Linked DNA regions of Homo sapiens: region 2 is linked to region 1. The links are chromatin contacts, found by Hi-C or POLR2A ChIA-PET in ENCODE. All regions are on one chromosome and are shown on one strand. The core of a region is the stretch at or near the end of the contact, and the rest is flanking DNA. Distances in the headings are between cores, read along the strand shown.

Region 1 (3,799 bases), core at 631-3,130:
TTAAAAGTTTCAGAAACAATTGAAAATGAAATTGATGCATGATTTTAGCTTTGCAACAAATTCAACTTTAGAAATATCCTTAAGCCTAAGATTAATCAAGATTCAGGACCTTGAAGAATTTTCAAAGTTAGAACTGTAATTTGTGTAGGGACGTAAAATCTTTATTTTCAACAAACAGCAAATGTTTCCGTTAAACAAATGTGTATTTTATTTGAAACAGATGAAATCATAACAGTTTGGCTTGCTTTACCTAAGTTATTGTTCCATAATATCAAAAAAATTACTTAAAATAAGTTCTTCTCTTCATATTCCCCGAAGTTTTTGTCCAGTTTTCTGTATAGCTTTTTGGTTCAGCCAAAAAGAGACATTTCATTTGCAGCATTAGGGAAAAGTTTAATTATTGTTTATGAAGATAGAAATGTTATATGAATGACAGTGATTTAAAAATATTATTACTTATGATTGTAGTCAACCTTTTCCCCGAATATTGAAAACCATGAAAAGGCTTTGCCCTGACAGCTACATGCTTAGCATTAACTATACTTGCAAGTTTTCCAAAAAGATTTTTTTCAAGACCTGTTTTCATTTACTTCCTTTATCCTAATTAGAGATCGTAATCTTTTGATGGGCAGCTTCTCTTATTTCTACCTGTTTCAGTACTATAGTACTGGTAAAATGGCACAGTGTATATTTTGGTTCTTGGAGGGAGACTTGGGAGGATCCATTACTTTAAAATATTTTGTTGCAGCCACCTATCAGAGGTTTCTTTTAATTTCTTTTACTGCAGGAATTTCAGAGATGCTTAAATTATAGAATTATGGACTACAGAATTATAGAATACCTAGGGATGGGAATTGGGAGGTTTGTAGGAGGCGTGCACGTCAGAAGGTGGGAGCCATGCAGAAAGGTCACAGGTCTTATCTAGGTAGTTTCAAGGAGCAAATGCTTGTTTTGCAGTAGTGGTGGCAGGGTGGTTTGGCTCATTCAAGCCCCTTGCTCTGGAGGAACACCGATAAACCATCAGGATGTCTTTTCGTCTTGCGTTAACTGTGGCAAGGCTGTGCATTAAAGAACATAACCATCACTAAAAGGGTGGGAACACCCCAGCGACCAGTGGCCAGTGGCCAGGTGCTTTATGGTAACACCACAGACATGCCTGGCCAATCAGATGTGATCTTTTGCTGGCACTTGCTCCTTTGGCCCCCACTGCAGTAAACACTTTCCCTTGGATGTTGGTTTTCTGTTGTGTCTGGCAGCCACACAGGGCTGCTTGAACTTTAGCCAGAGGCAAATATTTATACATCAGAGTGTGCAGTGTTCAACTGGTCAGGCCTGAGAGGGAGAGGGAGAGACCTCCGTGCCTTTTAGCCAAAGAGGATATGTCCTTTTTTTCCCCTTCCCTTTCCACCGTGACATGGTAAAGTGGGACCATACTGGATGTCATTTGAGCTTGCTGCATGTGCTTCTCTCCAAAACGTACACGTGCGCAAACTTGGGATGTGCTTTCAAAAGAGAGGACGTCCTGACATTTCTGCCTGCTCCTTTAATTCCTCTTGGAAAGTTTACGGTTAATATTTTCCCTGGAACATTGTCAAGCTTTTGACAGTGCCTGAGTGTATGCCGAACTGTGAAATTGAGCCGGAGAAGCAAGTTGTGAGAAATCTGTTTCTACTCAGATCCGTAAGGTTTATGGGGGGGGGAAAAAAAACCAAAAAAAAAAAAAAAAACCCAAAAAAACAAAACAAAACAAAAAACAAAAAACTTCAGAGGGGAAACTGAGAATGGGACTCGGCTTGCTTCTCCTGGTGTGGGTTCAGGCCGCCATTTTAAGGAGCCAGTGAAGGGCGACGTTCCGCTCCTTACATGGCGGCTGTATTTACTCGGCCGCAGCCAATCAGCCGGCAGTGCCAAGCCACGTGACATGCCACGAGGGCACGCACAGCCATTTCCTTGTTTCTAAAAAACTTGCTACCTCCACAGAGTACTTTACCTTGTTTTGCATGCCAAATGTTCTTGCTGAATGTGTCTAGCAGACTGGCATTTGTCCATAAAGTTATTTTAGTAGGTAAAAAGTCTCTGAGCACTTGAGCTTTGTGCATTCTTTATGTAAAATGGATTTCCCTTCTTGGCCAGAGGCCAAGGGTACAGCACACTCGCTGGGTGAGAAGAGAGCTTCTCTGCTGAGAAACTGGTGGACCGACACACTCTAATTTTTTGGCTTCTGACCAAACAAGCTAGAAGGATGCCAAAATTCAACAAAATAACACATTATTGTGTGATAGGAGCCGTGCTCCAAGAGAGCAGGAACTCAGAGGAACTTCATACTGGCCCCTTTTAAAAAAGCATTGTCACTTTGGGGAGCTTTCTTAGAGAAACGAGAGGAAAATGGTAAAATGCAACCTGGAGAGTAAGGTATAATTTGCACATGAACACGAAGGAAGGAACTGAAAGAAAACAGAGGAGTTTAAAGTTACTTCTATGAACTTTTCCCAGACATAACACACAGTTCTCTGACTTGACTTACATTCTTTTAACCCTGAAAGTTCCATCTCTGTGTCTGAGCAGAATGCTGGACTGCTTAACGTTAATATGAGAACTAATGTGAGATTTAAACACTTTTAAAAGGTTTTAATGTCTAAGGATAGCTGCAAATTCCAAATATGAAAATTTGGCAGGCTTTTGGGGGGTAACAGAAAACTTTTTAAACTTACATGCTTTATCTTTGCACCCTGACATGTGTTAAGTGAGTCAAATCTTCCTGTTAATTACTCTTGTGACATTAGCAAGTTATGTAAGCCCACTATACCTGTTTCCACATATGTATAATGAAGACGTTAAAGAAGATAGGTAGTAGTCTTCTGAGCCCTAAAGAAATTGAATTTGAATAAACAACTGGAATAAGTATAAAATGCATTTCTAGTTTTTATGTGGAAATTTGTCAATCAAAAGGAAAAAAAGGGGAATATCTCCAGTTGAAGCCACCATCATCCTTACCCAGACTACTTGGGTAATCCTGAGTATTCCCTCTTTTTCCATTCTTGTTCCTTCACACCATAGCCAGAGTGGTATTTCAAAGAAGTTAGTTAGTTTATATCACTCTTCTGCGTAAGAACCTCCAATGTTTTCTTATGCATCTAGAATAAAATCCAAACTTGTTGCATTGGCCTGCAAAGACACTGCATGATCTGTCTGGCTTCTGTATCTACCTTTCTAACCCCACTTTTTTTTTTTTTTTTTTTTTAACCGTGACTCCTTAGATGCTCCAGCCATACTGGTTTCCTTTCAGTTTTCAGAACCTGCCATCCCATTTGCTACTTGTCTGCTTAGAATGCATTTTTCCCAGCTCCTTTTGTGGCTGGCTTATTCTTACCTTTCAGTTCTTTCAGTTCGAATAATAGCCCTGTAAAAGAGTGTTCTGTCTAAAATTGTCCTTCCTGTTTATATTTTCCATAATACTAATAACAGTCTGAAATGCTCTTGTTAATTTATTTGATTACTCATTTTATTTATTTATCTTTTGCACTATGATGTCAGTCCCACAAGGATGCAAACTACGTTTACTACCTTCTTTTCTACCTTTTGCACTTTTCCTAATCACATTGGGAATAAAATGTTGGGCAAGTTAGAATACTCCAAAATATTTCATTTACCTTAAATTTTACTCAATCCTACATTTTATTACCTATACTCATAAGAATTGTATTATAAAATACATTGTTAAACGAATGTTTTCAGTGCTCCATTGAGAGTCGGTGGAGCACACTGGTTGGGAGAAGACAGAGCTGTGAGCCATCCGTCT
Region 2 (4,169 bases), core at 1,055-3,554, 420 kb after region 1:
CTTCACCCTATGCATTCCTCCTTATATTAATGCAGGAGCTGATAGATTGGTTGAGAAGCTGCAACTAATATTTTTGAGGGCATAAAAGATGATTGTGTTAGTTCTAATTCCAGAGCCCATCTTTTTAGCAGATTATGATGGATGACTCGCCGTGGTGGTCAGCGCCTCCTGTATATTTTAGGTGGAATGCTTTCTTTTGACACATACTTTACAGAGACACATGTGTATCCTATTTTAATTAATGGAAGAAATGATTCACTCACAAGTGAAAGATTTAATTAAATAAAGGGTCAGCACTGGTCAGCCATGAATCGCAAAATACCTCAGGTGTTTATTAGTCTCTCTGCCATCTCTGCATGCTATCTGGAGTGCCACATGGCAGTAAAAGCAGGCCTTGCAAAGAAATGAAATGAAGTTTCATTCATTCATTCATCCAACAAATAGTAATTGAGCCCCTACTGTGTTTGAGGCACTGTGTTAGGCTCTGGAGATACCATGGGGAAGAAAGACCTAGTTTTTACCCTTATGGTGACTACAGTACAGTGGGGGAGGAAAGAAAAAAATGAGGAAAGGACAAAAAGGACACAGTTATTACAGATTGCAACATGCTTCATGAAGTAAAAATAACAGTTTGTGGGCGGTTTTCCTTGCAATGTTTTGTAATCATTTTTTAAAGAAATTAATACTCATCTTTACAATGCCATACTTGTTTAATTTTGGAATATATACCTGAAATCAATCTGGCCCCCATGCAGTAGATAAAATATTTTATTCCTATGAGCAGCAGCTATACATATTGAGTTTCCCAAACTTAGGATCATTGTTATTTTCAGGAAATATTGGAGAACACAATTGCTTATCTCGTTAGCTCCTTCCTCTAAGTTGGTCAACCTTGTGCTTTGGAATCAGACAACCCTGGATTCAAATCCTGACTTCTTGACTTGTTCACTTTCTAACCTATAGTATTACTTTGCTTTTCTGACTTCAGAGAATAATAATAATAGTACATAAGACACTGAGTCATTATGAGATAATACATAGAGTACCGAATACACAAAAAGGACTCCATTGATATTTGTAGTTCATGTTCTTGTTATATTATTATTATTATTATTATTATTAGTAGTAGTAGTAGTAGTAGTAGTAGTATTTTTCCCTCTCTTCTGGAACTTTCCACATTCTACTTTTTTCTAGTTGTTCATGTTATTTTCTTATTCTGTCATTTGGTTACAGAGGTCACAACTCTTTTAGCACTGAACCCAGGTGATATATGGTTAATACTCAATAAATAATTGCTGAATAAATAAATAAAAGTATTTCTACCTCTTTTTGGAACTGAGTAGAGAACAAGTTAACAATAAACAAAGTCTCCCGAAAGCTTCCCATGACACTTGGAATAAAATATAAATGCCTTGTCATGCTAAACGGGAGCCTACAGGCTTTGGTCTCTGCTTACCTTTCTAATCTCAAACACCACCACTTCCCCTTCCACACTGGCATCAGCCACTGGCTTTGCCTGTCTAGGGAATGCCTTTCCTCTAGAACTATGTATGGCTCACTCCTTCCAGTCTTTCTGCTCAGGTATCTTCTCCTCCAAGAAGTCTTCTCTAATCACCTTACCTATTCATTTTCTATATCCTTATCTTAATATAGTGCCTTATTTTTCCTTAAAGTGTTATTGCTGTTGGAAATTAAATTATAGATTTTTGAATTTACAAGTTGATTGTATATCTCCCCCACTTATAACATACAAATTGCTGAGGGCAAGAGACTTGTCTGTCCTTGTTCAGCCCTGAGTCATCATGCCATTGAATGAATCAGACAAATGAAGAATCTATTTTTATTTTCCTGAGAAAATATAGGTGTAAGAACTATCCAAATAGTTTCCAAAGTACAGTAGCCTCTAAAATATAAGAACGTTCCCTAAAATTTCTTGCTTGCGGCAGGCACTTCTGAATTTAATTTCAGAATGACAGGAAAGGGAAAAATAAATTATTCTAGTCACATGGAAAATGAAGAAAAAACCAAAAGGAGGTCTCCCAACCCCCAAATTTTAATAGATTTCCTAAACAGTTTTGCTTTCTCACCATGAGTCTAACCTTTTTGTAACACTTCCTTTGCGATTAATAAGTAGCTGGTTACTCTTGTTCTCCAAGCCAGGAAACATGGATTTTCTTTAGTTTTCACATGATCTGGCCCAAAGCATCGAGCAGGAAACTTGGATGTTTCACTTGGCATATTTCACTGACTGAGAACCAAAGAACTGCAAACAAGAGAGATGTCTCCATTTGCCTAGGACGTCTTCGTGGTAGAGGAAAGGCGAGAATCATGTATACCAAGATACTGTCCAGGAAATAACAACTGTGATTAACTCCCACTGGAATGGAAGAAAGGAGGGGAACTGGTAGATTTTCTTCTACTTCTAAAAATGTGAGCCATCAGAGCCTGGGTGTGCCATGTACAAGTTGTTGCATGGTGTGGGGCTTTGCTGTGGTTGTTTGGAGCGTTTTGTCCCGGAAGTCTCTCCAAAGAGCCTTGCCGGCTGTTCCTGGCAACGTCGGGCCTGGCTTACTCAGATTAGTGTTTTAGGAGAGGTGCTTTGGGGTAACAGAACTGGCTTCATTTCCACCATGACCACATCGGCCCTGTTTTCTGCTGTGCAAAAACAAAATTCTAAAAAATGTTACCATACCAAATTGTAGGCTGCTTTTGTTTTATAAACAATTTTTTTAGTCTGTGGAAACTGTAATAAAGACTAATGACATATCCAGTTGTTTTCCAGAGCGCCAACTCAACTTGGGGGACTTTTTCTCTCAGCATGAGGTCCTGTCTTTCTTTCCTAGCAGATATTCCTGAAATTCATCTCCATGCGGTCAAGTACGTAGCAGTGGGGTGAAGTACTTGGCACCCCACCGTGGAACCATGAGCTTCTTTCTGCCTCTGAAAGAGGAGGTTTTGGAACCACCAATAGAGCACCAGTGGGCACCAGCTAGAGTCAAGGAAGTGTTCTTGGAGCGGATCTCAGTTCTGCCAGGCAAGGAAGAGGCTCCCTTGTAAAGGGTGTGATGCATTTGGGGCTCACATAGCCCACGGGCAGTGAGAATATTTCACGAAGGCTTTGTTATTCCCAGATGCCTAGACAATTCCCTGAAGTTCATTGCTTTCAAATGCCTCGCTGCTCTGAGTACGATTTCATATGAGGGAAGCAAGATGAAAGCTTACAACAGGATGTCACTGATTTTTCAAACACAAAGCAGGCCAAGGTGATAATACTAATGGAACAAATGTGCTCTAGGAGAAAATCTAGTAGATTCTTATCATTTACACACATGAAAAATCACAAAATCGAGGTGAGCGCCAGAAGCCTTTCCCTTGTAACCAAGAAAACTTGGGCTAGCTGCTCTAATCGCCTGAGGACAGATCCCATTTACAACTGATTCCATCTACAGCTGAGGGAATCCGTGCAGTGTTTTCACTCCCAGATTGCATGAAGCCATGGTTAAGAATCAGACTGCCATCCCATGATTGTGCCTTAAATTTCACGTCTATAAAAACAGAAAAATAATAAACTTATCTAAAAGTGTTGTTATAAAAATTAAATAAACTAATCTACAAATGTGCTTGGCATAGAGTCTAGTATATAGTGAGTGCTCGATAAATATTACTTACAAAATAAAATTATTATTACAGTTATAATTTATGGCATTATTATTATAATTTTCACTGTCTTTTGAATTGAGATTGTCTTGTAGCCTGTATATTAAGAGGTAAAATACAAAATCACTGTTCTTCAAGGCAAATTTATTGGAAAAATACTACAGGTGATGCTACAGATTTCTTTAAGTATATTCTTAACATTCTCTTCTACTAATAGTCTATAAGTCCCCTTTTAATATCTTCTTTACTATTCTTTCTTCAGTGCCTGATGCATGAGACTCCTCAAAAAAAATTGCTAATTTTTTTTAGCAAATAAGTGTTCTTTATTCATACAGAAAAAATTCATTCATACTTTCAACCTAAGAAAGCTGATTGAAAACAACAGTAATAACTACTGCCTGAGTAACCTCTACTGTTCTTCCATCTAACACTTTTTCAGCAAAGAAATTTCCCTGGTGAGTATAAAAGTTCTAAGATTGATGTCATTGTGAGCAAGTGAGCTCTCCATCCTT

What was found. Hi-C counts contacts between places; a loop is a spot of excess contacts on that map. ChIA-PET counts read pairs that join two places held with the same protein, here RNA polymerase II (POLR2A). Pooled maps may share reads with other maps.
Region 2: a loop to region 1 is called in a map of ascending aorta, with 2.1 times the contacts of the local background. The contact joins two enhancer-like sites. A Hi-C loop is called at or near these places in 1 of 168 maps with a recorded cell type or tissue (ascending aorta) and 1 of 50 pooled maps. POLR2A ChIA-PET finds 5 or more read pairs at or near these places in 1 of 52 experiments (T-cell).

Annotation. Positions count from the first base shown.
Region 1 is chr1:61,182,416-61,186,214 of GRCh38, forward strand. The region is part of intron 2 of NFIA (nuclear factor I A); the gene reads left to right. Among named protein-coding and RNA genes, the nearest start is that of NFIA-AS1, 69 kb to the right of the region's middle. Within about 2 kb of position 1,881, at least 29 of the 41 ENCODE cell types and tissues checked have a DNase peak (open chromatin) inside an H3K27ac peak, as active enhancers do; they include ascending aorta, where a contact is called at or near this core.
Region 2 is chr1:61,604,292-61,608,460 of GRCh38, forward strand. No RefSeq gene overlaps it. Among named protein-coding and RNA genes, the nearest start is that of TM2D1, 120 kb to the right of the region's middle. RefSeq lists an enhancer at 1,850-3,049. Within about 2 kb of position 2,305, at least 15 of the 41 ENCODE cell types and tissues checked have a DNase peak (open chromatin) inside an H3K27ac peak, as active enhancers do; they include ascending aorta, where a contact is called at or near this core.